Linked DNA regions of Homo sapiens: all the other regions are linked to region 1. Evidence: read pairs that join two places in POLR2A ChIA-PET (ENCODE). Cell type or tissue: GM12878. All regions are shown on one strand. Each heading gives the region's core, and the rest is flanking DNA. Links, peaks and the distances in the headings are about the cores only.

What was found. ChIA-PET counts read pairs that join two places held together with the same protein. Peaks named below come from ENCODE experiments on the same cell type or tissue, not always from the same donor. Only the 100,000 strongest peaks of a DNase experiment are listed, where the experiment ranks them.
Region 2: POLR2A ChIA-PET joins it to region 1 with 6 read pairs; 2 of 35 experiments call an interaction of 5 or more read pairs at or near these places.
Region 3: POLR2A ChIA-PET joins it to region 1 with 7 read pairs; 9 of 35 experiments call an interaction of 5 or more read pairs at or near these places.
Region 4: POLR2A ChIA-PET joins it to region 1 with 6 read pairs; 8 of 35 experiments call an interaction of 5 or more read pairs at or near these places.

What each region holds. Positions count from the first base shown.
Region 1 is chr4:39,720,398-39,728,725 of GRCh38, forward strand. The region is part of intron 1 of UBE2K (ubiquitin conjugating enzyme E2 K); the gene reads left to right. Among named protein-coding and RNA genes, the nearest start is that of UBE2K, 26 kb to the left of the region's middle. In GM12878, for the core only: no CTCF peak of the experiment used is centred there; no DNase peak of the experiment used is centred there; H3K4me3 peaks cover 226 bases; H3K27ac peaks cover 741 bases.
Region 2 is chr4:39,576,500-39,584,827 of GRCh38, forward strand. All of the region lies in intron 2 of SMIM14 (small integral membrane protein 14), which reads right to left. The region is part of intron 2 of UGDH-AS1 (UGDH antisense RNA 1); the gene reads left to right. Among named protein-coding and RNA genes, the nearest start is that of UGDH-AS1, 53 kb to the left of the region's middle. In GM12878, for the core only: no CTCF peak of the experiment used is centred there; no DNase peak of the experiment used is centred there.
Region 3 is chr4:39,508,965-39,513,964 of GRCh38, forward strand. UGDH (UDP-glucose 6-dehydrogenase) reads right to left here. Exons shown (of 12, transcript NM_003359.4): 4 at 1,697-1,897; 5 at 1,389-1,586; 6 at 796-943. Among named protein-coding and RNA genes, the nearest start is that of UGDH, 16 kb to the right of the region's middle. In GM12878, for the core only: no CTCF peak of the experiment used is centred there; no DNase peak of the experiment used is centred there.
Region 4 is chr4:39,776,902-39,785,229 of GRCh38, forward strand. UBE2K (ubiquitin conjugating enzyme E2 K) reads left to right here. Exons shown (of 7, transcript NM_005339.5): 6 at 781-909; 7 at 1,459-5,891. The coding sequence ends at 1,533. Among named protein-coding and RNA genes, the nearest start is that of UBE2K, 83 kb to the left of the region's middle. In GM12878, for the core only: no CTCF peak of the experiment used is centred there; no DNase peak of the experiment used is centred there.

The DNA.
Region 1 (8,328 bases), core at 1,877-6,876:
TTCAATTCTTTAGTGTAACTTTACATTTTTTATTTATTCACATATTTACTGAATGCTACCTATGTTAATAAAATGGACATGATCCTTGCTGTTATGGAATAAATTATGGCTCAGTAAGGCAGTGAGAAATTGAACAGCTAATAAGTGTGTTTGTTGACTTTAAGTAAGGGGACCTATGGAAGTTGGGTATTCTAGCCTCAGGGAAAGAGTTTCTTGGGAATAACCGGTAACTGATACTTACAGGATAAATTAGAATGACCATGATCAACTCTGTATACGTATAGATAGTTAATAATCATTTTACAATGAATAATGGAAAAACATTTTATTGTTTTTTTCTATGTATATATGTTTTTATTTATTAGAGACTAGGTCTCAGTTTGTTGCCCAGGCTGGAGTGCAGTGGTATGATCATAGCTCACTGTAACCCTGAACTCCAGGGCTCAAGTGATTCTCCTGCCTCAGCCTTCCGAGTAGCTAGTACTACAGGTAGACACCACTGTGCCCAGTTAATTATTTTTAAATTATTTGTAGAGACTGAGTTTTGCCATGTTACCCAGGCTGGTCTTGAACTCCTGGCCTCAAGTGATTTTCCTGCCTTGGCTTTCTAAAATGCTGAGATTACAGGCCTGAGCCCCTGCCTGGCCAACTTCTGTTTTTCTTTTTTTCTTTTCCTGATGGACTGTCCTACGACTGTTTTTATTTTTTTAACCAAAACTGCGTCATAACCTCTTCTTGGTTTAAGGGAGGCTAGGAAATCTTCTTTAGTTGAGCACAGTACTCCTCAATTAAAATGAGAGTTTCTTTAGTAGGGAAGAAGGAAAAAAGAAAGTTGATTAGACAACTAGCCATGTAGAGGGTAGAGGGGCAAGAATGAACTCAGGATCATTTAGGAAACCTTTTTAGGTAGCTTAGGCAAGAAATTATTGTAGTATGGGGCTAGAGTTGAATAGGGAGCCGAAGAGAAGTTATAAGTATTTGGGAGACCCTCTGTCACCCAGGCTGGAGTGCAGTGGCTCAATCACAGCTCACTGCGGCCTCAAACTCCTGGTCTTAAGTGATCTTCCTACCTCAGTCTCCTGAGTAGCTGGGACTACAGGCACGTGCCACCACGCCCTGCTAATTTTCATATTTTTTTTTGTAGAGATGGGGTTTCACCGTGTTGCCCAGGCTGGTCTTGAACTCCTGGGCTCAAGCAATCTACCTGCCTCGGCCTCCCACAGTGCTGGGATTACAGGCATGAGACACCATACCCAGTCAACTTTTAACTTTTTATCAATAAAATTTTGAAGAGAAAAGTCGAAAGGACAGTACACTTGTATCCCCACTAGCTAAGATCATGTTGCTCTCATGAATATAATTCACTACCAAAAACTTGAGCATGCATCTCTTAAAAATAATATTCTTTTGGTTGGGCATGGTGGCTCACTCTGGTAATCCTTGCACTTTAGGAGGCTGAGGCAGGAGGATAAGTTGAGCCCAGGAGTTTGAGACCAGTCTGGACAACATGACAAAAGCCCGTCTCGACAAAAATAGAAAAAAATAGTTGGGTGTGGTGGCATGTGGCTGTGGTCCCAGCTGCTTGGGCAGCCGAGGTCGGAGGATTGCTTGAGCCCAGTAGGTACAGTGCCATGATCATGGCTCACTGCAGCCTCTGCAGTCCGGCCTAGGTGACAGAGTAAGACCCTGTCTCCAAAAAAAACCCCAAACTTCTATTTTTCAGTTGACTTAAAAAAAAGTCTTATCTACGTAACGTTCACAGATTGTATATAATTGTATTCTTGGGTCTTTTACAATTTATGATTGTTAACCCCTTCACATACCTTTCTTTTTTTCTCATCTCATTAATACTGAAAATCCTGATGTCTGTGATTCCTAGTTTAGGTGTAAAGGTTTGATTAGCTTCAGGTTAAACATTTTGGTAAGAAGATCCCAAGTGATGTTGTATACTTCATATTGAATCATATTAGTACATGTGTAATATCAGATTTTCTTACTGTTATTGATGCTTGGTCACTTGTTTAATCATTTGATTAAGGTGGGAACTACAAGATTTCTTTGTAAAGGTACATTTTATGCTCTTTGCAATTAGCAAGTAAAGGATGGATTACTTCTTTGGCATCCTGGAAATAATCTTATTCCCAAAATCCTTTTACCAGGTGCACTCACACACACCCCCACTCTCACTCATGCTGGTACAGTTTAACCATGCCAGTTAATCTAGCATGTTTATCTTTGGAATTTGGGAAGAAACCTGAGTACCCGGAGAAAACCCACAAAGACGTGGGGAGAACATGGCAAGCTCCACATAAGACAGCAGCCCGTGTGGGATTTTTTTTTCCTCATAAATGTTATAAGGAAATGATGTTATCCAAGGACCTGCTGTATTCTCTTTTTCTCTCTTTTTTTTTTTTTTGAGATGGAGTCTCCCTCTGTCACCTAAGCTGGAGTGCAGTGGCATGATCTCGGCTCACTGCAACCTTCGCCTCCCAGGTTCAAGTGATTCTCCTGCCTCAGCCCCCCAAGTATCTGGGATTACAGGCGCGCACCACCACACCCGGCTAATTTAGTAGAGATGGAATTTCACCATGTTGGCCAGGCTGGTCTCAAACTCCTGACCTCAGGTGATCCACTCACCTCTCTTTTTTCTTTAATTTTTTTTTTTTGAGACAGTGTCTCACTGTCACCCAGACTGGAGTGCAGTGGTACAACTTCAGCTCACTGCACCCCCTGCCTTCCAGACTCCAGGAATCCTCCCACCTCAGCCTCCTGAGTAGCTGGGACTACAGGTATATGCCACCACACCTAGATAATTTTTTTTTTTTTTAAGTAGAGACAGGATTTCACTATATTGCCCAGGCTGGTCTCGAACTAAGCTCAAGCAATCCACCTGCCTCGACCTCCCAAAGTGCTGAGATTACATGCATGAGCCATGAGCCATTGTACCCAGCCCTGCTGTCTTCTCTTTTTTTTTTTTTTTTTTTTCCTTCAGACTGAGTCTCGCCCTGTTGCCCGGGCTGGAGTGCAGTGGCACGATCTCTGCTCACTGCAAGCTCTGCCTCCCAGGTTCATGCCATTCTGCTGCCTCAGCCTCCCGAGTAGCTGGGACTACAGGCATCCACCACCACGCCCTGCTAATTTTTTGTATTTTTAGTAGAAACAGTGTTTCACTGTGTTAGCCAGGGTGGTCTCAATCTCCTGACCTCCTGATCCGCCTGCCTCGGCCTCCGAAAGTGCTAGGATTACAGGCGTGAGCCACTGCACGTGGCCTGTCTGCTCTTAAAGAGATTAATAAATTAGAGGGAAAACTCAGAATGTCTTTGTAATTTAAATTTTTGTTAAGGGAAAATAATAACATTTAAAATAATTGTTTCTCTGTGTTAATAATGGGTACTGTACAATTAATTTCCTTTTTTAAAAAATATATTTTTTGAGACAGAGTTTCTCTCTTGTTGCGCAGGGTGGAGTGCAATGGCACAATCGCGGCTTATTGCTACCTCTGCCTCCGGGGTTCAAGCGATTCTCCTGCCTCAGCCTCCCAGGTAGCTGGGACTACAGGCACACACCACCACACCCATCTGGTTTTTTTGTATTTAGTAGAGATGGGATTTCACCATGTTGGTCAGGCTGGTCTCGAACTCCTGACCTTAGGTGATCCACCCGCCTCAGCCTCCCAAAGTACTGGGATTACAGGCATGAGCCACCATGCCCAGTCCTTTTTTAATTTTTTTTTTTTTTTTAATTGTTGTCACCAGGCTGGAGTACGGTGGCACAATCATGGCTTACTACAACCTGGAACTCCTGGGCTCAAGTGATCCTCCAACCTCAGCCTCCCAAGTAGCTGAGACTATAGGCACGCACCACCACACCTGGCTAATTTTTGTGGTATTTTTGTAGAGGTGGGGTTTTGCTGTGTTGACTAGGCTAGTCTCAAACTCCTGGGTGAATCCTCCTGCCTTGGCTTCCCAAAGTGCTGGGATTACAGGTATTAGCCACTGCACCCAGCCCAAACTGTATTTTTTTGTCTTCTAGTACACCTTGTAATTTTTTATTGAAAGCTGGGCATGGGCCGGGCATGGTGGCTCATGCCTGTAATCCTAGCACTTTGGGAGGCTGAGGCAGGTGGATTGCCTGAGTTCAGGAGTTCAAAATCAGCCTGGGCAACATGGTAAAACCCCGTCTCTGCAAAAAAAAAAAAAAAAAAAAAAAAAAATACAAAAATTAGCTAGGCATGGTAAGTGCATGCCTGTAGGCCCAGCTACTTGGGGGGGCTGAGGCAGGAGGATCACTTTAGCCCCGGAGGCAAAAGTTGCAATGAGCTGAGATGGCGCCACTGCCCTTCAGCCTGGGGGACAGAGTGAGACCCTGTTTCAAAAAAAAAAAAAAATGCTGGGCATGTTTTACTAGGTAAAAGTAACTGAGATACATAAGCCTTTAGTGTGAGGCATTACGTTTATCTGACTTAGGATTGGGCTGTGTTTTGTATTAACATTTTTTGTAGCTGTAGGTGTGAGAACTAATATTTCCTCCAGTGTTCTTATTTTTGTTTACTTTGTTGTCTTGGGGTTCCTTAGAGACTTCTTAAATAAGATCTGAGACATGCAGTTATATATTTTTCTTTTTTAGTTTTTTAATTCCTTGCAAGTATTGCACAAATGCAGTTCTTTGAGTAACGTCCTGTTGTTATACAAAAGCCTTCGTGGCCAGGCATGGTGGCTGACAATTGTAATCCCAGCACTTTGGGAGTCCAAGGCAGACAGATTGCTTTAGCCCAAGAATTTGAGATTTGTAGACAAATGGAGACATGGCGAACCGTCTCTACAGAAAATACAAATATTAACCAGGCATGGTGTCATGCACCTGTACTCACAGCTACTCAGGAGGCTGAGGTAGGATCATCTGAACCCGGGAGGCAGTTTGCAGTGAGCCATGATCATGCCACTGCACTCCAGCCTGGGTGACAGAGCAAGACCCTGTCTCAAAAAAAAAAAAAAAAAAAAAAAAAAAAACACCTCTTGATAGTAAGGTTTCAGTATTCTGTTGTAGTCTTTTAGTGAATCTGTGTACCTGGGCTGTGATATTCACAGTTGCTTCTCAGTTCACACTTCCTCCTTAGTTGAGATTGGAAGGCTGGGATTGGGTTTTTCACTTCCCTTGGGTCAGTTAGCTCTGATAAAACTCCAGTTGGTTAACCTCTGGTGAAATCTTTTCTCTTGAAGGCAGGCCTTTTTAAAAAGAACAGATTACTTTGGAATTACTTCAGAATGGCTACTTTCCCCCTTCCCCCTGCCAGAAGCATGCAGGGAATTTTCTTCCATCCTCACTGTGAGAACCTCCTGCGTTCAAGTGACCCTCCTGCTTCAGCCTCCTGAGTATCTGGGACTACAGGTGCACACCACCATACCTGGCTAATTTTTGTATTTTTAGTAGAGAGCAGGTTTTGCCATGTTGCCCAGGTTGGTCTTGAACTCCTGGGCTCAAGCAGTCTGTCCACCTTGGCCTTCCAAAGTGTTGGGATTACAGGCATGTACCACCACACTTGGCCTTTTTTTTTAAAATAGTATTGTAAATATTTGGGTTTTTAAAATAAAACATTTATTCTCAGAGTTGTGGAGGCTAGAAGTTGGAAATCAAGGTGTCAGCAGGGTCAGATTGCCTCTGAAACCTCTGGGGAATCCTTCCTTGCCTCTTCCTAGTTTCTGTTGGTTTGCCAGCGTTTTTGGTGTTCCTTGGCTTGTAGATGCATCACCCCAATAATCTGTCTTTATGTGGCATCCTCCCTATATGTCTGTCTTAACATGTTGACCAGGCTGGTCTCGAACTCCTGACCTCAGGTGTTCTACCTGCCTTGGCCTCCCAAAGTGCTGGGATTACAGGCGTGAGCCATCGTGCCTGGCCTGTTTTTACTTTTTAACTTTCTGCTAAAATTTTTAAACTTGTACTGAAGTTGAGAAAATAGCATAATAGATATCATCACCCAGTTGCTTTTTCTTTTTCTTTTTTGTAGAGACGGAGATCTCACTTTGCTGCCCAGGCTGGTCTTGAACTCCTGGGCTTAAACAATCCTCCTGCCTCAGTCTCCCAAAGTGCTGGGATTACAGGTGTGAGCCACCACTCCTCCTGGCCTCCACTTTCGGTAGTTATGAACATGTGGCTAGTTTGTCTGTCAGATTCCCACTCCCTTCTAGATTATTTTGCTGTTTGTTTGTTTGTTGTTTGAGATGGAGTCTCACTGTCTCCCAGGCTGGAGTGCAATGGTGCGATCTCGGCTTACTGCAACCTCTGCCTCCTGGGCTCAGACGATTCTCCTCCCTCAGCCTCCTGAGTAGCTGGGACTACAGGCGTGCACCACCACACCTGGCTAATTTTTTGTGTTTTTAGTAGAGACAGGGTTTCACCATGTTGGTTAGGCTGGTCTCAAACTCTTGACCTCAGGTGATCTACCCACCTCAGCCTCCCAAAGTGTTAGGATTACCAGCGTGAGCCAATGTACCTGTCCCCTTCTAGATTATTTTGAAACAAATCTTCTGAGTTATTTTGCAGCAAACCCCAGAATTCTGTCATTGTACAGTGAATAATTCATTGTGGATCTTTAACATACAAGGACATTTTTATGAAACCAAATCAATTGTCTTATTATGTCCAACAAAAGAAACACTAATTTTTGAATATGTAATGACACAGTACATGCTCAGGTTTCCTTGACTTCTGACTTACCTTTTTACAGTTACATTATTCTTCTTAATGGTTGTAATCATTTAGTTTACTTTCTAGTCCTTTTATGTCACAAGCAGTCTTAGAGTACAAATGTTATATCACATACAGAGGATTGTATTGTGTAGGAAAAACATGGACAACAAAGACTGAATTGAAAAGGTGATACTGGAGAGTAGGACTTGATGTGAAGAAGTTTGAGGAGTAGCTTTGACTGTTTTTCTTTTCTCTTTAATAATCTTAAAGGTTTCTTATGGGGGGAGCGCTGAGACAGGATACACCACAGTCACCCAGGCAGGAGTGCCAGTGGTAAGATCACGGCTCTCTGCAGCCTGGGATTCCTGGGCTCAGGTGATTTTCCCACTTCAGCCTCCCGCATTGCTGGGACTATGGCCATGCACCACCACACCCACACCTACCTAATTTTTTTGTAGAGACAGGGTTTCACCATGTTGTCTGGACTGATCTTTTTTTTTTTTTTCCATAAGGATAGAGATGGGCTGGTCTTGAACTCCTGGGTTCAAATGATCAGCCCATCTCCACCACCCAAAGAGCTGGGATTACAGGTGTGAGCCACTGTGCCTGGCCTAATCTTAGGATTGAAGTATATAAATTCTAAAAGTTGAGTAAGTGTATAATAAAAACTGAGTGATAAAGTATTGTGTCATGGTGTAAATGGCAGTGTTTTTTTCTTACTGGCATACATTGAGATGTCCTCTAACTGAAATCTTAGAAGTGAGCCGGGTGCAGTGGCTCACGCCTGTAATCCCAGCACTTTGGGAGGCTGAGGCAGGCAGATCATAAGGTCAGGAGTTCGAGACCAGCCTGGCCAATGTGGTGAAACCCTGTGTCTACTAAAAAATATGTAAGAAATTAGCCAGGCGTGGTGCTGTGCGCCTGTAGTCCCAGCTACTCAGGAGGTTGAGACAGAAGAATCGCTTCAACCCGGGTGGTGGAGGTTGCAGTGAGCCGAGATTGCCCCACTGCATTTCAGCCTGGGCGACAGAGCAAGACACCATCTCAAAAAAAAAAATAAGTAAAAGAAAAGCTCTGTCTTGACTCTTGAATCAGTTTTAAAACCTGGCTTCACTGATTATTAGCTTTGTGACTTTGTTGCCTCAGCTTCCTTATTGGTAAGCACGTAAGTTTGTTTTAAGATTGAGTTATTACATGTACATCAGTTAAAATATTGCCTGTAAATTATATATAGATATTGAGCTGGGAGTGGTGGTTTACGCCTCTAATCCCAACAGTTTGGGAGACTGAGGCGGGAGAATTGCCTTAGCTCAGAGGTTTGAGGCAGCGGTGAGCTATGATTGTACCACTGTACCTCCTGTCTGGATGATAAAGCGATGTATTAGGTATTATTGTTGATCGTTCAGCAACATTACCCACTGTTTCCTTGAAATATTATTCCTGTAGTGTCAGTGATATCAGACTATCCAAATATCTTTTTCTTCCTTTCTTCTTTCCTTTCTTTCCTTTTCCCTTTCCCTCCCCTTCCTCCTGCCTTTCCTTTTTTCCTTTTTTCTTTTTTTTCTTTTGAGACAGAGTCTCGCTCTGTCCCCCAGGTGGGGAGTGCAGTTGTGCGATCTCGGCTCACTGCAAGCTCCG
Region 2 (8,328 bases), core at 1,981-6,980, 140 kb before region 1:
CTGAGACATGTTACTTAGCTGCTGCATGTAGTTAACCTCAGAACCAAATGCTCTCTACAAAGGCTCAGATCATCACAATGTCATGTTGTAATTTCTCTGACTGCCTCCAACTCTAAGACCTACCAATGTATATAACTTATACCTATGTGTGTGTGTATGTGTATATATATATATATATATATATATTTTTTTTTTTTTTTTTTTTTTTTTTTTTTTTTTTTTTTTGAGACGGAGTCTTGCTCTGTTGCCTAGGCTGGCGTGCAGTGCAGTGGCACAATCTCAGCTCATGGCAACCTCCGCCTCCTGGGTTCAAGCGATTCTCCTGCCTCAGCCTCCCAGGGAGCTGGGATTACAGGCGCCTGCCATCACGCCCGGCTAATTTTGTATTTTCAGTAGAGATAGGGTTTCACCATATTGGCCAGGCTGGTCTCGAACTCCTGACCTCCAGTGATCTGCCCGCCTCGGCCTCCCAAAGTGCTGGGATTACAGTCATGAGCCACCACACCTGGCTGGAATACCTATATATTTTTAACACTGTGGAATAGGAATATTTTTTCCATTATATAATATTTGATATATTTTAACACAAATGTTAAAATTAGCACTTTGGGAGGCCAAGGCAGGTGAACATGACCAGTGTTTTTCTTCAGCACTAATCTCTCCTCCTTCCACCAGGAGGAGGAGGAGGAGGCTTCCCTTTGATGCTAAGTAATGTACAATTTTTCCTGCTATATGAGTATCTATAGAACCAATTACTCACACACAATTGGTAATTAGAGAAATTATGCCAGTTTAATATGGAAGGTGTGTTGGTTCATAAGTGTTTCTCCTAGGTAAAGGGAGCCAGAAAAGCAGGAGTCAAATTATGCCTTTCAGTAGAAAAGAATACAGTTTTTAGCTCACTGCTGGGCAGACAGGAGCCCTTTCAGCCTTTTTTTTTTTTTTTGAGACGGAGTCTGACTCTGTCTCCCAGGCTGGAGTACAGTGATACAATCTCGGCTCACTGCAACCTCCACCTCCTGGATTCAAGTGATTCTCCTGCCTCAGCCTCCCAAGTAGCTGAGATTACAGACCTGCACCATCACACCCAGCTAATTTTTGTATTTTTAGGAGACACAGGGTTTCACCATGTTGGCCAGGCTGGTCTTGAACTCGTGACCTCAAGTGATCCTCCCACTTCGGCCTCCTAAAGTGCTGGGATTTAGGTGTGAGCCACTGTGCTTGGCCTCCTTTCAGTTTTAAATGAAAAATGAGTGCCTTTGTACACGTACTCACAAACACAATCAAGAATGAAAGAAATTATCAGGAGCCTGGCTAAGAGAAGCAACTTCATCTTAGACCAAGCTACGGTAAGTCTTTGGGACATCTTGCCAAGAGCTGGTGTTGGATCCTGCCCTTCTGTGGCTTGACGGCTACATTCCTCATATTCACAAACAGGCTATGCTCTAGGCTCTGAATAATGAAATGCCGAAGTACCACAACCATATTCCTAGTCCAGGACTTAAGGTTTTTGGCAAAGCAGAGTGTGCTGGAATGTATATTCAATGTGTTGAATTCAAACACCTACAATGGGTAAATCGTAGTCTTTTAAAGCATTCAAAAACCATGTGTCCAGTATCCAGTAAAACAGGAGAATTTTAGTTCTGGGAATTTTGTTTGTTTTTTAAGAAACAAGGTCTTCTCTGGTGCCCAGGCTGAAGTGCAGCAGCACAATCATAGCTCACTGCAGCCTACACTTCCCAGGCTCAAGCAATCCTCCCGCCCCAGGCTCCCAAGTAGCTGGTACCACAGGTGTGTGCTACCACACCCAACTTGAGAATCTCACAGTTTTGATGCAACTCTTAAGCAGAGAGGCCTAATTTACAATGTATCTCAATTTTCTCTTGACTTACTTGGAGAAAACATTGGTACCACTGATGTTGATTTTGTCTACTCCAAAGGGAAACAATTTGTAAAAACAACAATTAGAGAAAAACCAAAGATAATACCCACAGTATCTATAGAAATATAGACTTTAAATATCTTCTATATTATAGTAATGTGGGGATGGGTGCCACATGTGGACAGTTTACTGACAGTAGTTGCTGTCCAGGAAACCATTCATGTTAACACTGATGCCAAGAAAGAAGTAAAAGTAGAGTTCGATCTCCCCATCTAAACAAGGATGGTCGTGAAAGTTCTTGAGGTGAGGAAACTTCAAAATAGCAGAGAATGGGCTGGGCACGGTGACTCACGCTTGTAATCCCAGCAATTTGGGAGGTCGAGGCAGGTGGATCGCCTGAGGTCAGGAGTTCGAGACAAGCCTGGCCAAAATGGTGTAACCCTGTCTCTACTAAAAATACAACAATTAGCCAGGCGTGGTGGCGCACACCTGTAATCCCAGCTACTCGGGAGGCTGAGGCAGCAGAATCGCTTGAACCTGGGGAAATGGAGGTTGCAGTGAGCCGAGATCATACCACTGCACTCCAGCCTGGGCAACACAGTGAGACTGTCAAAAAAAAAAAAAAAAGCAGAGACTGCATAATATGAGTAAAGCAGTAATAGAATAATATGAGTAGAATAATATGAAGTAGTTATTTCTTCAGTGGGAGAAGAGGCAGAAGAAAAAGAGATTAAAACACATAAAAGGCCGGGTGCAGTGGCTCATCCCTGTAATCCCAGCATTTTGGGAGGCTGAGGTGGGAAGATCGCTTGAGCTCAGGAGTTTGAGAACAGCCTGGGCAACATGGAAAGACCCCATCTCTACAAAAAAGTTAAAATATTATCTGGATGTGGTGATGTGCACCTGTAATCCCAGCTACTCAGGAGGCTGAGGTGGAAGAACTGCTTGAGCCCAGGATGTCGAGGATGCTGTGAGCTGTGTTTGTGCCACTGCACTCCAGTCTGGACAACACAGTGAGACAGTGCCTCCAAAAAAAAAAAAAAAGAAAAAAAAGAAAAGAAAAAGGCACAAAAAGGGATTAAGAGAATGGAAGACTTGCCACAGAGATATGCTAGGGAAAAGTATAGAATCTAAAATAGTCCAATAGGATATCTAGAAAGCCTATTAGAAAGCCTTGGCAGGCCGGGAACAGGGCTCATGCTTGTAATCCCAGCGCTTTGAAAGGCCGAGGTGGGCAGATCACTTGAGGTCAGGAGTTTGAGACCAACCTGGCCAACATGGTGCAACCCCATTTCTACTAAAAAATACAAAAATTAGCCAAGTGTGGTGGTGCGCACCAGTAGTCCCAGCTGCTTGGGAGGCTGAGGCAGGAGAATCGCTTGAACCCCGGAGGCAGAGGTTGCAGTGAGCCGAGACCATGCCACTGTACTCCAGCCTGGGTGACAGAGTGAGACTCCGTCTCAAAAAAAAAAAAAAAGAAAGAAAGCCTTGGCAGTCATGGGCTTAGGGGGAAATGTAGATCAAAGAAGATTCTAATGACAACAAGTGGACAAATGTAGCTTCCATGAGGAAACTTAGGCTGGGGAAATTCTTCGAAAAAAAATTACAAAGAACAAAAAATCTCTCTCTAGAGTTACTGAAACATACCTAAACAAGAACTTAATTGCTATTCTTTAACATCTGCTCAAGAACCTCATATGTGTTGGAGATGTTCTTCTTTCTCATTCAACAGAGCTGCCAATGAACTGACAAACAGTGAGGTACAAAAATGTGGTTAAAAAATATTTTGTGTGTGGTTTTATTATTATTATTATTTTGAGACAGGGTTTCACTCTGTCACCCGAGCTAGTGTAGTGGCTTGATTACAACTCACCTCAGCCTTGACCTCCCAGGCTGATGTGATCCTCCCACCTCAAGCCTCCTGAGTAGTGGGGACCACAGATGCGTGCCACCAACACCCGGTTTTTAAATTTTTATTTTTGTAGCGACAGTCTCCCTATGCTGTCCAGGCTGTTCTCCAACTTCTAGGCTCAAGGAATCCTCCCACCTTGGCCTCCCAAAGTGCTGGGATTACAGGTATAAACCAACACACCCAGCCAAAAAGTCAGAGGTATCTGGGTTCAAATCTTGTCTCTGTTTCTTTCTTTCTTTTTTTTTTTAGATGGAGTCTCACTCTGTCACCCAGGCGAGGCTGGAGTACAGTGGTGCGATCTTGGCTTACTGCAACCTCTGCCTCCCAGGTTCAAGCAATTCTCCTGCCTCAGCCTCCCAAGTAGCTGGGATTACAGGTGTGTGCCACCAGGCCCAGCTAATTTTTGTATTTTCAGTAGAGACGGGGTTTCACCATGTTGGTCAGGCTGGTCTTGAACTCCTGACCTCATGATCCGCCCACCTCAGCCTCTCAAAGTGCTGGGATTACAGGTGTGAGCTACCGCACCCAGCCCCTGTCTCTGTTTCTAAGGCAAAGTTTCAAACTATGAAAAAGATAAACACAACCTATTATCAACCTTAAATTCACCATGAGGATTAAGTGATATAATTAAATATATAAATAAAATATTAATGTACATAAAGAACTCAGCTCATGGCCCACAGAATTTTTTCACATCATTGCAATATTATAGCTAATATCACGTGCTTAATTAAGAAAGTGTCTTAACAGAACTCTAGTGTTTCCTAATGAGCATAATTTATTGTACATCATCCTAGAACTTATCCTTAATCTTCAATTTGGCCTTTCTGCTTAAGAAGGAAAAAAACCTTTAAAATACCTTAGTCTTTAATATTTTGGATTTTAGTATTATTTATATTGTGCATTTTTCTCTATACTGTCCAACAAAATGTTTTTTAAATATTTTATGCCTAAACATTTTATATTCTCCCTCTAAAATTCAAATGTTTAAGTTCCTTCTCTATTAATGAGCAGATCTGCCTGTTAACAATGGAGTTTTACACAGTTTGTCTCTTCACTTTAACCAGAACCTGAAATCATACTTTTGCTTTTGTTTTTGCAGGCTACTTAATTATCATAACTTCTTAGGATCATCAGAATTAAAAGACACACACACAGATTTCCACTGGTTAACTTTAACTCAGTAGGTGTCTTTTCTTTTTTCGTTTTTTTCCTTTTCTTTTTCTTTTTTTTTTTTTTTGAGACAGGGTCTTGATCTGTCACCCAGGCTGGAGTGCAGTGGTGTGATCTAGGCTCACTGCAACCTCTGCACCCCCACCCACCCCCTACCCCAGCACCAAGCTCAAGTGACGATCCTCAGCCTCCCTCAGCCTCCTGAGCAGCTGGGACCACAGGAGTAGCTCGAACCTCAGGCGCACAACCACCACACCTGGCTGTTTTTGTATTTTTAGTAGAGACGGAGTTTCACCATGTGGCCCAGGTTGGTCTTGAACTCCTGAGCTCAAGGAATCCACACACCTGGGCCTTCCAAAGTGCTGGGATTACAGGCGTGAGCCACCATGCCCAGCAAATGTCTTTTCTTTTTTTTTTTTTTTGAGACTGAGTTTCACTCTTGTTGCCCAGGCTGGAGTGCAATGGCACGATCTCTGCTCACTGCAACCTCCGCCTCCTGGATTCAAGTGATTCTCCTGCCTCAGCCTCCCAAGTGGCTGGGATTGCAGGCATGTGTCACCACAGCCAGCTAGTTTTGTGTTTTTAGAAGAGACAGGGTTTCTCCATGTTGGTCAGGCTGGTCTCAAACTCCCGACCTCAGGTGATCTGCCCGCCTCGGCCTCCCAAAGTGCTGGGATTACAGGAATGAGCCACCGCGCCTGGTCTAGCAAATGTCTTTTCTTAGATAAACTATAACCAACACACTGGAAGAAGAGTACCCTCTGAAACCTAAAGGTTATTATCACTTTGCCTACAGTATCTGTGTTGTCTGGCTTCCCCCATAACTTGTATTTAACTGGATCTTTCCTTTGCAGCAAATAATTCATAAGAGAAAAAAGGGGAAGAAGTGGATTCTTTTTGAATATGAAAGGGTCTTGGCCGGGCACGGTGGCTTATGCCTGTAATCCCAGCACTTTGGGAAGCCGAGGCAGGTGGATCACTTGAGGTCAGAAGTTCCAGACCAGCCTGACCAACATGGTGAAACCCTGTCTCTACTAAAAATACGAAATTAGCTGGGTGTGGTGGTGCACGGCTGTAATCCCAGCTACTTGGGAGGCTGAGGCAGGAGAATCGCTTGAACCCAGGAGGCAGAGGTTGCAGTGAGCCAAGACTGTGCCAATGCACTCCAGCCTGGGCAACAAGAGTGAAACTCCATTTCAAAAAAAAAAAGAAAGGGTCTTATAGAAAAAGACCAGCTATATATTCCAGTTGTACTGGTCCACCAGTAGCTAAATTCTACTTCAGTATTCATTTAAATGGCATTTGTGTTTCACCTTTAATTTTTTATTTTTATTTATTTATTTTTGCAACAGAGTCTCGCTCTTTTCACCCAGGCCGGATTGTGGTGGCAAGATCTCAGCTCACCACAACCTCCGCCTCCCGGGTCCAAAATTCTCGTGCCTCAGCCTCCCAAGTAGCTGGGATTACAGGCACCCACCATCACACCCGGCTAATTTTTATATTTTTAGTAGTTCAGGGTTTTGCCATGTTGGCCAGGCTGGTTTTGAACTCCTGATCTCAGATGTTCCACCCGCCTCAGCCTCCCAAAGTACTGGGATTACACGCGTGAGCCACCGCATCCAGCCGTTTTGTTTTTTTAAGAGACAGGGTGTCACTCTGTTGCCCTGGCTGGTGTGCAGTGGCACAATCATGGCTCACTGCAGCCTCGACCTCCCAGGCTTAAGCAATCCTCCCACCTCAGCTTCCTGAGTTGTTGGGACTATAGGCACATGCCACCACACTGGGCTAATTTTTTATTTTATTTTATTATTTTTAGAGACAAGGTCTCACTGTGTTGCCCAGGCTGGTCTCAAACTCCTGGGCTCAAGCAATCTTCCCACCTCAGACTCCCAAAGTGTTAAGATTACAGGTGTGAGCCAACTTGCCTGGGCTATTATTCTAACTGGTTTTAAGTATTCCGATAATCAGCTTCAGGTCATTCATTCCAAATTGGGGTTTGGAAACATAGTCACAAAACGAGGGAGGCTGTATTACAGATCCAAAGATCTAGAAGGAGCCCAACATGGAAAATAAAACATAAAGCCCCTATAAAAATAACGCAAACATGACCTTCTTTCTAATGTGGCTCCCTATTGTTCTAGTTGTTATGGATAAAGCAGTGAACAAAATGGACAAAATCCCACCATCCAATGATAACCATTCTGTTACCATTTTAGTTAATGTGTTCCACATACGTGTACACATTTTTCTAACACAGTATATATGATGGCACAGATTTTACAAGATAAGACCCTGAGTTATTTTGCTCTTTCTGCCACACTTACCAATCAGTCACAAACTGATGCCTCCAAATAGCTCAAACTTATCTTTCAATGCTGCACCAGTATTTCATTTAATTTCATCATTTCCAAATTTATATATGAAAAACAATGCTGTGTATATGTTCCTATAAATACATTCTTACACACCTGATTAATCTCCTCAGGGAAGAATTGCTAGAACACAAGTATGCACACTGTAAGTTTTGATACACATAGCCAAACTACAATAGGAGAATTTTTTTTAATGATGAAATACAAATACAGTACGTTCAATTCAAGTCTTCCTGGATGATCACATCTCTGCAGAAGCCCAGTGTTTCAACTGGGAAACCAGCTAGAACCTAATACTACATCTGATCACATTTTGATTAAGTAACATCTCTATGCAGTACTCCATAATGAAAATAATTTGGACTAGGCACAGTGGCTCACACCTGTAATCCTCGAACTTTGGGAGGCCAAGGCAGGTGGATCAGTTGAGGTCAGAAGTTTGAGACCAGCCTGGCCAACATGGTGAAACCTTGTCTCTACTAAAAATATAAAAATTAGCCGGGCATGCTGGTGTGCACCTATAATCCCAGCTACTCAGGAGGCTGAGGCAGGAGAATTGCTTGAACCTGGGAGGTGGAGTTTGCAGTGAGCCGAGATCTTGCCACTGCACTCCAGCCTGAGCGACAGAGTAAGACACTGTCTCAAAAAAAAAAAAAAAAAAAAAAAAGACAAACAGGCTGGGCGCAGTGGCTCATGCCTGTATTCCCAATAATTTAGGAGGCCTAGGTGGGCAAATTGCTTGAGCCCAGGAGTTCAAGACCAGCCTGGGCAATATAGGGAGACCCTGTCTCTACAAGAAATACAAAAATTAGCTGGGTGTGGTGGCACACATCTATAGTCCCAGCTACTTGGGAGGCTGAGGTGGGAGGACGGTTTGAACCTAGGAGGCAGAGGTTGCAGTAAACCAAGATCATGCAACTGCACTCCAGCCTGGGTAATCAAGCAGGACCTTGTCAAAAAAAAAAAAAAAAAAGAAAAAAGAAAAAAAA
Region 3 (5,000 bases), core at 1-5,000, 210 kb before region 1:
ACAGGGTCAGCAAACTTTTTCTCTTTTTGAGACAGAGTCTCCCTCTGTCGCCCAGGCTGAAGTGTAGGGGTATGAACATGGCTCACTGCAGCCTTGACCTCCTGGGCTCAGGTGATCCTCCTACCTTAGCCTCCCAGGTAGCTGGAGCTACAGGTGTGCACCATCATGCCTGACTAATTTTTTGTCTTTTTTTTTTGCAGAGCTGGGGCTTCACCATGCTGCCCAGGCTGGTCTCAAACTCCTAGGCTCAAGCAATTTGCCCGCCTTGGCCTCAGACTCCCAAAGTGCTGGGATTATAGGCATGAGCTACTGTGCCTGGCCTGGGTCAGCAAACTTTCATGGTAAAGGGCCAGACAGTAAGTATTTCAGCCTTTGTGGACCATTCAGTTTCTGAGGAGACTATTAAACTGCCACTGTAGCTCAAAAGCAGCCATAGACAATATGTAGTCTAATGGTCATGGCTGTGTTCCAATAAAATTTATTTACAAAAACAAGTTGTGGGCTGGATTTGACCCAAAGGCCATAGTTTGCCCACCCTTGCTCTAGTGCAATGCAGTATGCAGTAAGGAATAATATGGCTTTGGCGTTAGAAACATCTAGTCACTCAGCTGCATGACTTTGAGCAAGTTGCACAAATTTCCCTGAGTCTGAATCATCTCTAAAAAAGAAAATAACAGCATCTACCTAACAGGTTATAAGGATTCAATGAGATATATAAAGCGCTGGTACCAGCAAATAATATGCCTTCAGTAAATAAACACTAGCTCTTTCTACTAGAGAAAAATTTGAATTTACCAACACTGGCTTTTAGAAACTTGTTTCCAATTCTCTGGTCCATTCCAATCGCTGTTGCTACCTCTTCTACATCAGCTCCTGTTGCTTCACACAGAGCACTTATGGAGTTAATGCTGCTTATTCTCTGGGCAAGAAAAGCATTTGCTGCCTTAAAAAAAAAAAACATAGAGAAGAGTAAGATAAGCTAAAACAGCAATTTTATACATCTAGTTTATATTTCATTGCGTTGACGCAAATTACTGAGGGAGATATATAAGATACTGATGAGCTCAATTTGAGGAGACAATGGATGGGTTAGAAAGGGAAAATGTTTTAAATTAGAGAGGACAGATGATTAAGAAAAAGGGTAAAGAGGGAAAGAGTGATAAAAACCAAATTACTATTTTAAGATTTCAGAATTTTTCAGAATCTTTTATACCCTCATATATGATCTCCCTTGTGAAAATTATTTCATAATTTGAATGTGCAAGAATATGATCTTCAAAAGCATAACCTCTTACTACTATTAAAAAAGTATCTGTGTAGTTTATCAGGCTTGAAATAAATAAATATTTGGCTTTAATTTAATGAAGAGTTGAATGCTATATACTAACCAGTTTGGAAAGCTCTGAAGACCAAGTATTAGTGGTGAGGATCTTTTCTCTGGGAACCCAGTGCTCATATACAGCACACAGGGCCTGCACAGCTCTCTGGCCCTCTGGAGTTTCATCCCCTCCAATCAGTACTCTGTCTGGGTTCTTTAGGTCCTTGATGGCTGTTCCCTCTGCCAGAAACTCAGGGTTGGACAGCACCTAGAATCCCAATGCAAAGGAAAGTTTTAAGCTAGAATTAATTATGGGCAACTTTAACACATCAGTATTTACATAAGAATAACCAGATTCTAATGCTTCATTTTTTATACCTGTAAATTCAAGTTGGGTTTTGTGTTTGCATCAAATATGCGACGGATACTTTCTGCTGCCCGCACTGGAACTGTGCTTTTCTCAGTCACAATTTTGTACCCATTTGAGTTTTGCACAATGCGTCTAGCACAAGCTTCAATATACTTCAGATCTGCTGCCCGGCCTTTCCCCATTCCATAGGTTTTTGTTGGAGTATTCACCTGATGTAAGTATATGGGATAAAGAACAGAGTGCCTGTGAGATAGGGATTTCAAGATATACCCTGAACTACTGGTTAAAGTGTGGAGTTAACAATCATCAGTAGCCCTGATTTAATCCTCTGTTAGTTCCATAGAAATAATACATTTTATAAATATAATAATCAGAAGAAATAGCTTGAAGCATCTAGAGAACTCATTCAATAAATTTTTGTTAGGAAGCTACTATCTATATGCCGGATAACTAGGGCAGGCAGATTCCAGCTAAGCCCTGAAGATACATAAATGAATGAGACGGTTATCCTAAAGGACTTCACAATCTGAAATGAAATGTAAGCCTTTTCTTATTCCCTTTCTTTATTGTACATAATATATTATTATAGTCCTTAAAAATAAGTTTTAAAGTCTTTTTTTTTTTTTTGAGATGGAGTCTTGTTCTTTGCCCAGGCTAGAGTGCAGTAGTGTAATCTCGGCTCACTGCAACCTCTGCCTCCCAGGTTCAAGCGATTCTCCTGCCTCAGCCTCCCAAGTAACTGGGACTACAGGCATGCGCCACCACACCCCACCACTTTTTTTATATTTTTAGTAGAGACAGGGTTTCATCATGTTGTCCAGGCTGGTCTCGAACTCCTGACCTCAGGTGATCTGTCCACCTCAGCATCCCAAAGTGCTGGGATTACAGGCGTGAGCCACCGCACCTGGCCTCCTTTCTTATTCCCCTATTTTTACAGTCCTATATCAACAGTCTTTTAAAATATTGCAATATCATTTACAAATGCTTTCTGAGTTCATTAAAGCTAGACATTACCTATCATCTTCAGGATATAGAATACTATGTGGACAAAGACTTGCTTTTTTTTTTTTTTTTTAAGATGGAGCCTTGCTCTGTCACCCAGGCTGGAGTGCAGTGGCGCGATCTCGGATCACTGCAATCTCTGCTTCCTGGGTTCAAGCGATTCTCCTGCCTCAGCCTCCTGAGTAGCTGGGATTACAAGTGCGCCACCACACCCGCCTAATTTTTGTATTTTTAGACGGGGTTTCACCATGTTGGCCAGGGTGGTCTCAAACTCCTGACCTCAAGTGATCTGCCTGCCTCAGCCTCCCAAAGTACTAGGATTACAGGCATGAGCCACTGCACCTGGCCAATGGGCGAAGACTTTCATTTAGAAAAAAAAAAAAAAAATCATGGGCCCAGAGTCTAGGCATTTAGTTTTGGATTACATGTAACCTTGGAGAAGTGTGGCTGCCTCTGCCTCAGTGACCTCATTGGAAAATGAGGATAGTGAGCTCTCTAAAAACTAACACATGAATGTTATAATGCTCTGACAAAAATGAAAGTGCTCTGAAAAGTCTAAAACTTAAAGGGAATAGGAATTATTTTTGAACTAATAGTAAGTAGTACTAACTCTCTTCTCTTGATGAGATTATAACCCAATGGGAGACTAAATAAAGGAATCAAGTGAAAATAAATCAAAACTTGAAGATTGAGTTGAGGTGTGAAAAGCAGGAGGAAAAAGTTGTTTACATGCATGGAACAACTTAGGGCAAGAGTTACATGTAATGGTGTACGGAAAGGCAAAGACAGCTCATGATGTAGGGTGAAACTGGCTAGAGATGGGAGATGATCAGACAGCTTCCCCTGGTAAAGGAGCTTTGAAAACAACAGTTGAAAACTGATTGCTACAAAATAATTCCTGTCTGGCATTCAAAAACAGATTATTTTTAAATGTCCTTTCTGCAGAAAATTATTCTATTACCATTCTAGGCTCTGGTCACCTAAAAATTAGACTAAGTAACTCATTGATTTTTTCCAGGTACCTAGCTACTCCAAAATATTTTCTTATTTTTTTATGCCTCCACTCTAACTTTCTGCAAGTTTAAATAGGGGATGGGTAGGTAAGTCATAAAAGCTGCATCAATTTCTCTGAAGTGATTAAGGAGGTCAAAAAGAAGAGACTGAATTTTTTTTTTTTTTTTTTTTTGAGACAGGGTCTCCTTCTGTCACCTAGGCTGGAGTGCAAGGTACAATAATGGCTCATTGCAGCCTCAACCTCCAGGGTTCAATCAATCCTCCCACCTCAGTCTCCCAAGTAGTCAGGACTACAGACATACAGCACCACGGCCAGCTAAGTAGAGACAGGGTTTCACCATGTTGCCCACGCTGGTCTCAAATTCCTATGCTCAAGCGATCCGCCTGCCTTGGCCTCCCAAAGTGCTGGGATTACAAGCATGAGCCATCATGCCCAGCTCGTAAAGATCTTAAGTCATATAACACCCTCACTCAGCTTCCAACTGGTGATAGCTATATCATTACATACAGAATATTTGAGTAGATGGTTACTAGGACAGCAAGATGTAAGTTGCTTTGGTTCAAATAGTGGTTTACTAGAGTTTAATCTCAAGTGTTGGTTCTGTTTTTTTCATTATAAAGGTAGGACAGTTCAGCCACATTATGAGGTAAAGGTGTCTGTTGGTTAGCCTGATAATCTAACCAACATATGCCAAGTTACAAACAATTAATGTAAAATTCATTTAGAGAGGAGATGCCTGTAAGTTTGCAAACTGATTTTCTTCATCTCACCTCTGCCAACCACTGGAAACAAGAAATAATGAAATAAATATGAAATATACTATCATCACATGTGCTCTCATGTTACCAGCATTTCCTAGTTCTTTTTTTTTTTTTTTTTTTTTTTTGAGACAGAGTCTCACTCTATCACCAGGCTGGAGTGCAGTGGCGCGATCTCGGCTCACTGCAACCTCTGCCTCCTTGGTTCAAGCGATTCTCCTGCCTCAGCCTCTTGAGTAGCTGGGACTGCGGGTGCACACCACCACGCCCAGCTAATTTTTGTATTCTTAGTAGAGACGGGGTTTCACCATGTTGGCCAGGATGGTCTCAATCTCTTGACCTTGTGATCTGCCCACCTTGGCCTCCCACAATGCTGGGATTACAGGCGTGAGCCACCGCACCCGCCCATTTCCTAGTTCTAAATCTCAAATTAGAACTTTGAGTTTACTTGTTCAATGACTTGTAATGACATATTTGACTAGATGATTACGGGGTTTTGTGAACTGTCAGACAAAGTGACAACCAAAATTCACCGGA
Region 4 (8,328 bases), core at 1,888-6,887, 57 kb after region 1:
TAAAATAGTTCAATAATTTGACTTATTTCCTTGTGATGAATAAGTGGTAGAAACTAGATTTATCGTTTTAATATGTAATAGATTTAAATATATAAATTACTTTTAAAAGAAATATTAAAGTGAATTGAATAGTTAGTAATTTATACTTTGCTTTACTAAGTAATGGTGGTTCCAAAGTATTTGATAAATTTACCTCTTTCCAATGCATATGGGAAGTCTTTTAATAAAATTACTCTATTGTGAGTTTATAATCATCTCAAGTTATGTAATAAGTTAGGACTTTGCATGTGGGGTTTCCATAAATCACTGTACACTAATGCAGCTGTAAGAAAACAGAAGAATCTAGTTGTATTCTAGCCTGGGCTGTGGGTAATACAAAAGCTGGTTACATCGTAAAAAATTATTCTAATGTCCACATATTTTTATAAGCTAGTAATCTGTGTTCAGTTGTATAATGTTTGCTGCTTTCCAGTGTTTGGAACATCTCTTAATACCTCACTTAACCTAATTTTAGTCTTGCTAGTTATATTTGTTGAATTTGGAGATTAAAGTAGATTAATGTTACTTGTCTTTATTATTGTCAACACAAATTGTGAGTCGAAGCTTCAGGTTAAGTGGTCTTTTCTCGAGTGACATAGGTTGTCTATAATGCAAAGTGAATCACATTTTAAATGTAGATTTGTTTTATTTGGAAAAGTAGGATTGTAGGCGATTAAGAGCTGAAATATATCAAATATTATAACTGTAATGTCATGTCAATCAATTTTTCCCCCCATATAGTACAAACAAAATCCCGAAATGTTCAAACAGACAGCTCGACTTTGGGCACATGTGTATGCTGGAGCACCAGTTTCTAGTCCAGAATACACCAAAAAAATAGAAAACCTATGTGCTATGGGCTTTGATAGGGTAAGTACATAAGGGCATGTTGATTTTGATATATTGATTGATTTTAAATTATTGCAAATTCTTGGCTGACAAAAGTGGTTTAGAAAATAAGAGAAATTCGCAGCCTGGGCAACATGGCGAAACCCATCTCTACAAAAATTAGCTGGACATGGTAGTGAGTGCCTGTAATTCCAGCTACTCTGAAGGCTGAGGTGAGAGAATCCCTTGGGCCCAGGAGGTCGAGGCTGCAGTGAGCGATAGTCATGCCACTGCACTCCAGCCTTGGTGATAGAGCAAGACCCTGTCTCAAAAAAAAAAAAAAAAAAAAAAAAAAGGAAAATAAGAGAAAATCTAGTTTTGGTAAACATATTTTCTGTTTTCAAAGTCAGTGATTTTTTTATTTTTACTAATTACTGTCATTGATTTTAGAAGCTTTCCATGCACTGCAAATGTAAATCAACTTACAGAAAAGAAACAAGGTGTTAATTCCCAGTATAAAGAGTGAATGATTCAGTATTGTTTAAATGTTTCCTTGAGATTTAATTTCCTGTCCCCTTTTCTTCTCTACAGAATGCAGTAATAGTGGCCTTGTCTTCAAAATCATGGGATGTAGAGACTGCAACAGAATTGCTTCTGAGTAACTGAGGCATAGAGAGCTGCTGATATAGTCAAGCTTGCCTCTTCTTGAGGAGCACCAACATCTGTTATTTTTAGGATTCTGCATAGATTTCTTTTAAACTGGCATTCTTGCCTAATGATGTTATCTAGGCACCATTGGAGACTGAAAAAAAAAAATCCCTGCTCTGTAAATAAAGCTAATTAAACGTCTGTGTAAATTTAAAAAGGGGAAATACTTTAATTTTTTTTCTTAATAGTGTAAAAATTCCCTGAGCTAAGCTAAAACCATGGAAGAAACATGCTACTTTAGTGTTTAGCAGTGTACCAAGACTAGCAAGAGTTTGCTTCAGGATTTTGTTGAATAATTAAGATAATATTTTGAGTGTGTCAGGGCCATTCAAATTGTTGGTGTTGCATCACAGCTACCTTAACTGTTTTTAACATGGATCCTCTGTGCCTGTGAATTTACTTGCATGCTTGTACTTGACTTCTTAGGATGGGTAGCTGAAAAGACCACCATTTTAAGCATTTGAGAATTCTTAAATATGAAATTTATTCAGAATTGAAGATGGTGACCTATTCAGAGCCTTTTTGTCCTTGTCAACAGACTGGGACAGTGTCTGATTCCCCCTTCACCCCCCCCACCCCCGCCTTGCCACACACAGCTAATATTCTAATGGTAAATTTCTCTGTATCAGGTGGGGAAATGTGCTGAAGGACAGTATGTATCCCTTGCTTCATTTTTAGGTCGTAGGTTTGGAATGTCTTGTCCCAGTTCTTCAAACACTCTTAAATTTTTCTTAAGTAATGTAAAAATGGAACTGCCAATTTTATTTCTCTTGCAAAAATAGTAAATACTTGATGTTACATTATTCCCAGGTTTAATGAAAGAACCCAACTTAGTTTTTCAGTGAATTTGACACCTATTTTTTAGTGATGAAATTTTTCTTTGAGAACTGGCAAGGATGCAGTCAGCTGTTTGCAGTTTTTAGCCTGATTTTGGGGTCTATAGAGATTGCTTTATTGGATACTTCAAGTCATTCTTGCTTGCACTTCCCCTATTGACACATGAAAGCTGTGTTGGTGTTTTATTGTACATACTTCAGATGCACATAGGAATAGAAGTGTGTTATAAATCTAGCTTTCTTTATGATGTTTCTGATAATACGAGAATTGAAAACTTTACCTTCTCTTGTACATAGTCAGACTATTTGTATTAAATTTACATTTCATTCTAAGTTCAAAAGTTTGAAAATTATTAGTTTTGCAAGATCACACACTAATGTAACCATTTTATGAAGGTTGAAGTGGATTTATGCAGGCAGTTCTATATATAGAAATACAATTCTTTTTAAATTTTTAGGACCAATACAAAATAACAAAAATGTAATGGAATCAGACTGAATTAAAGTAAGGCTGTATATTGAAAGTCATATTATAAAAGGTTTGCTTTCTTTAAGTGTTATTTATCTTAAATTATAATCGTTAAATGTTTGGAAGATAATTTTTGAATCATAACGTCAGCATAACTTCATTTGACTTCTCAATAATCTTGATACTAGAAGCAATAAAAGAACCATTATTAAATATATTGTAATGTTAAAGATGTGAAGGTTCTTCCAAAAATTTGTAAGGCTTTCCTAATTAACAGTAAACTCTTATAGCTGATATTATTACATACTAAACACAAGTTGCTGTTTTTTCCCCATATGTTTGCTTACGCATGTCTTTATACAATCACCTCTTTTTATTGCTGTAGTTTATTTTCTAAAGATGCCAAAGGAAACAAGATTTTTCTTTATTTATTTTAAATACCTGAAACCTCGTACTTTATATTTTGAAGTAAGGTGGGATTGTGTGAAAATGTGGATGGTTTTTCTCCAGTGTTGGTTAGAACTACTTTTTTTAAGTGGAGGGCAACTTGGTAGTATTAGTAGAATTTGGGTTTAAAAATATCAGACACATCTACCCAGTTTATTTTTTGCCTGTATTATCAGGGTATATTTAATTGTCCTGTGGTTAAACAAAGGTGAGAGAGCTCAGAGGTTTCTAAAGGTCAAGCATTTTACATATATACATACATACATGCTCTTGGAGGCAGCTATATCCTGCTTTGATTTTTATGCACATGAGCCCTATAGGGTTATATACTCATCTAACTACACTTCAGCATCCCCAGTGCCCAAGAAATTGGAAAGTACAATATTTGGTTTGAGACATTCTTCATAAAAGATTCTTTATTATAAAAATTTACCTCATTTACATTTAATGTGATGATCTTTTTTTTCCTTTCTGGTATATTTCCCACTGTACTGTTTGGTTTTTGTTATTCTCTTGTCTGTGGGTAGATTTAGTTACCCAAACATAGAAACTAAAGCAATTGCTTTTTTCCTCTGGTCTTAAATATGTTTGGACAAAAAGACACTAAAAGGTCAGGCCTAGGGGAAAAGTACCCTGGTGGAAATTATTTTTGTAATTCTTAATATTTTTGAGTTGGCTCCGTTTGTCAGTTTTAAAAGCCTCAAAAATTATGTTAAAAAAAAAATCCAGTGAAATCCCATTTAGGGCAGGCCGATTTGTTAGAAGTCACTGATGCTCCAGTAGGCTTTTGTTATAATCAGGCCTGTTTCCTGAGTATGTGCCTCTTTTAAAAGAAGAAATAATTAGCTGTATAGTATTTCAGTACTGATGAATGAATGAATGAATGAATGGCAGTTAGTGGACCCAAATAAGTATTCAGTGGTATATAAATATTTGAGGAACTAGGTACTGAATTAGGTGCTCTGAGTTGGCACCCCGAAATGTTTGGAATCACGACTATGATTTACTTAAACACGTAACACATTCAAGGATATATAAATGGAGTCTAAGTATTTTGCTTTTGAAGAGAATAATCTATGAAATGGAAGACTTGATTTTTTTTTTCATTTTTTAGAAGTAATACACATTTATGATTGTTGGCACATAAAACTATGCAAAATAATTCTTTTTAAGTATCTGTAAGAAAGAATTGGCAGTTTAAACGGATTTTGCTTATTTATGCACTACAGAATGCAGCATACTGTATTACTGTTGAGGCTGCTTAATAAGTTTACCAATGTGAAAAGCAGATCTTGGGTATAAGTGTATGCCTGATTTGAGCTTTTAAAACTGTGCAGTAGGTGTATGGTAATGTTTTACAATCCTATGTAGCAAAATAGGAAATTATGAATTTTTGTTGTTATTGTTTTAAAGATTTAAGATGGATTGGGGTAGGGAACAGCTGGAGCCAGGTATACCTTCTAGTATGTAGAGGGAAACAATGTTTAGATAGGAAAAAGGAAGCCGTCTGTTTACAGTTAACTTTATTTCATGGACTTCTACAAAATGTTGTATTAATCACTTTTTCTAGTTCAAGGAATTTCAATTCCAGGGTACAAACCATTGATTTAAAAATTACGTTTCCATTCTTTTTAGTATCAGTTTAAAGTAAATGCTTACCATCAGCCAGTTGCTGTCACTGGGAAGAAGGCAACTTGAAGTATTTACTGATAAAATAGCCTTTATTCCCAAGTGTGACTTTTCTTCAGTGTCTACATATTATGTCACACGTTCTATTTGCACTGCTGCAATATAGATCAAAGATCTTGTGGCATAGGGGTAGGGGAGTGTTAGTATCTCCCTTGTCCCATTTGTTCTGTTACTGCTTCATTGGACTGATACACCCTCATGAACTTGCAATCACCTAAATGGAAGTCTTGAATGTGTCACCTTTTGCTTGGTTATTTCAACCATGCTGCTATATATAATCAGGTGTGGCACAGTTTGTCAGTTTGATTATAGGTGTGAGTGGATAGAAATCATTACACTGTGCTGTTAACGATCCTTGTCTGCTTGCTGTTACCTACTTTTTACAGGCATCATAATAAAAGCTAGACTATTTCTTTGGGGGGAAAGAGACTTATTTAATGTAATTTAAAAAACTTTTCCAATAGAAAATGAAATATTATTGAAAATAATATCTATTTTTTAGCTTTCAGCAATTGATGGTGCTTTGTTGTGGTGTCTGCTGGAAGTCTACTGCCATTATAGGGAACCTTGCTTGTTAGCTTCTCTAGATCTCTATTCTAAACAATCTGTTAGTGATGATAAATTCTGTAGGAGGGTCTATTCTGAGCCGTTAACTTCCTGTAAGGGGAAAATGGGTGGGTTACCAGAAATACCATTGAAGCAGGGTGGGCTGTGGGGTGGAAGGTTGGGGTATTTGTCTTGAGAATTAAAAACTACGAAACACTTTTGTACACAACTGATTTTTTAAAAAATAAACACATTTTTAAAGATGTTGAATTTTTCCCCCCTTATTGGGAATTCTTAAAAATAAATGCATGCATGTTTTCCCCTGAAAATGGTTTATATCTTATTTCTGGGTGCTCATCTGTGGACAAGCAATTAAGTCTTACTCTAAATAAGAACCAGGCAGATATTTCTCCTTCACAAATTTCATAGTGATTGACATATAAATGCAGTAAGTTGTATCAGATCTTTGAATTTAAAAACATTGAAATTTAGTTCTAATTAAATTTACTAAAAGAACATATTTGCTTAGGTTCTAATCCAAAATTTAGAGTAATTAAGAGTTAGTTAAGTAATACTTTGTATTCTGTTTCCATATATGCTTTCTGGAAAGTTGCTCGGTACTGTCAAAAAGACTGAATTGTTTCAGAAAGTCCAGGGTTTAATCCCAGCTTTTACTCAAGAGCAGAGAGCCTGGACTTTTCTGAGCCTCAGTTTCCTCATCTAGGTAAGATATTTGCCCAGTACTTCGTAGCGTGTTGGTGAAGATCAAATTAAATGATTGATGTAGCTATAAAACTACTTAATTGTATAGACGTTAATATAATTCTAACACTAAATTTTGGCTAAACTATGAAAGTATTACTCTGTTCCTAATCTGAAACCACCAAGAGGATACCTTGTTTGAAAATTGTGGTTTGGCAAAGTAGCTATTTTTTGTTATGTCTGACTATTTCAAAGGTCCATTGATTGGTTATTATCTGTAGATTGACCCTTCCTCCATAAATGCTGATAATTAGAAGACACTTTGTCAGGGTTTGTACAAATTATTTTACATGGCAAAACTGATCGTGTCTTTATGGTATTTGTAACCAACTCACAGCAGGCCTATAGGTTTCTTTGCCAAGAAATGGAATTCCTCCTGACCTGGAATATCAATATAAAGTGTTCTTTTTGTGGAGTAAGACTGGGTCTTTAGGTACTAAAAATCCAGGATAACAAATAGAATTCAAAGCTGGGTGTGGTGGCTCACACCTGTAATCCCAACACCTGGGGGGGCAGAGGCAGGTGGATCATCTGAGGTCAGGAGTTAGAGACAAGCCTGGCCAACATGGTTAAACCCCATCTCTACTAAAACCAAATATTAGCTGGGCATGGTGGTGCGCGCCTGTAATCCCAGCTACTCTGGAAGCTGAGGCAGGAAAATTGCATGAAAACCTGGGGAGCGGAGATTGCAGTGAGCCAAAATTGCACCACTGCACTCCAGCCTGGGCAACAGAGTGAGAATTTAAGGAGCTCTCATGCCCTGGCAATAGATACTCAAATTTAAAGAGCATCAGACATTTGGCACTTGTTTTGTTTTGATCATCAGTGAATTAGTTTTCCAGTGAATAATATGAAAATTATTAAGGATAACTTTCTTAAGGTATCAGATAAAGTCAAATGGCAAAGTTTGCAAAATGACACAAATTCAGGATAATTGCTGAAGTGATTATTAGCTGGAGCATGGTTGATTATCTTTGCCAGTGTGGTGGCTCACAACTGTAATCCCAACACTTTCGGAGGCTAAGGAGGGAGGATCACTTAAGCCCAATTGGAGGCTGCAGTGAGCCATGATCCACCACTGCACATCAGAATGGGCAACAGAACAAGACCCTGCCTCCAAATAAAATTAAAAAAAAAAAAAAATTATTCCAGTCCTGGTATGGTGGCTCACGCCTGTAATCCCAACACTTTGGGAGGCTGAGGTGGGTGGATCACAAGGTCAGGAGTTCGAGACCAGCCTGACCCACATTGTAAAACCTCGTCTCTACTAAACATACAAAACAAAAATTAGCCGGGCGTGGTGGCGCGCGCCTATAATCCCAGCTACTCTGGAGGCTGAGGCAGGAGAATCACTTGAATCCGGGAGGTGGAGGTTGCAGTGAGCTGAGATTGCACCATTGCATTTCAGCCTGGGCGACAGGGCGAGACTCTGTCTCAAAAAAAAAAAAAAATTAGGCCAGGCGCAATGGCTAACGCCTGATCCCACCTGTAATCCCAGCACTTTGGGAGGCCGAGGGGTCACCTGAGGTCGGGAGTTTTACACCAGCCTGGCCAACATGGCGAAACCCCGTCTCTACTAAAAATACAAAAATTAGCTGGGCATGGTGGCAGGCACTTGTAATTCCAGCTACCCGAGAGGCTGAGGCAGGAGAGTCACTGGAACCCGGGAGGCAGAGGCTGCAGTGAGCCGAGATCGTGCCATTGCACTCCAGGCTGGGCAACAAGAGTGAAACTCCGTCTCAGAAAAATGACTGTTATTCCAAATAAACTCATTGCTTTTAAAAAGTCAGTAGTAAGAGTTCATAGTGAAAAAAACTAATTCTCTACCAAACTTTACTACTAGTACACAGAACAGTTTTTAAATAATGGATTTTTGTTTTTAGGTTACCTCCAGGTCACTAAATAATATGCTTATTCCTGTTTAAGTAACTCATTTCTGTTCTGTCAGTTACACCTAGTTATCTCTTGACTCCATGTTTTTATCCCCAACTTTATCTTCACTCA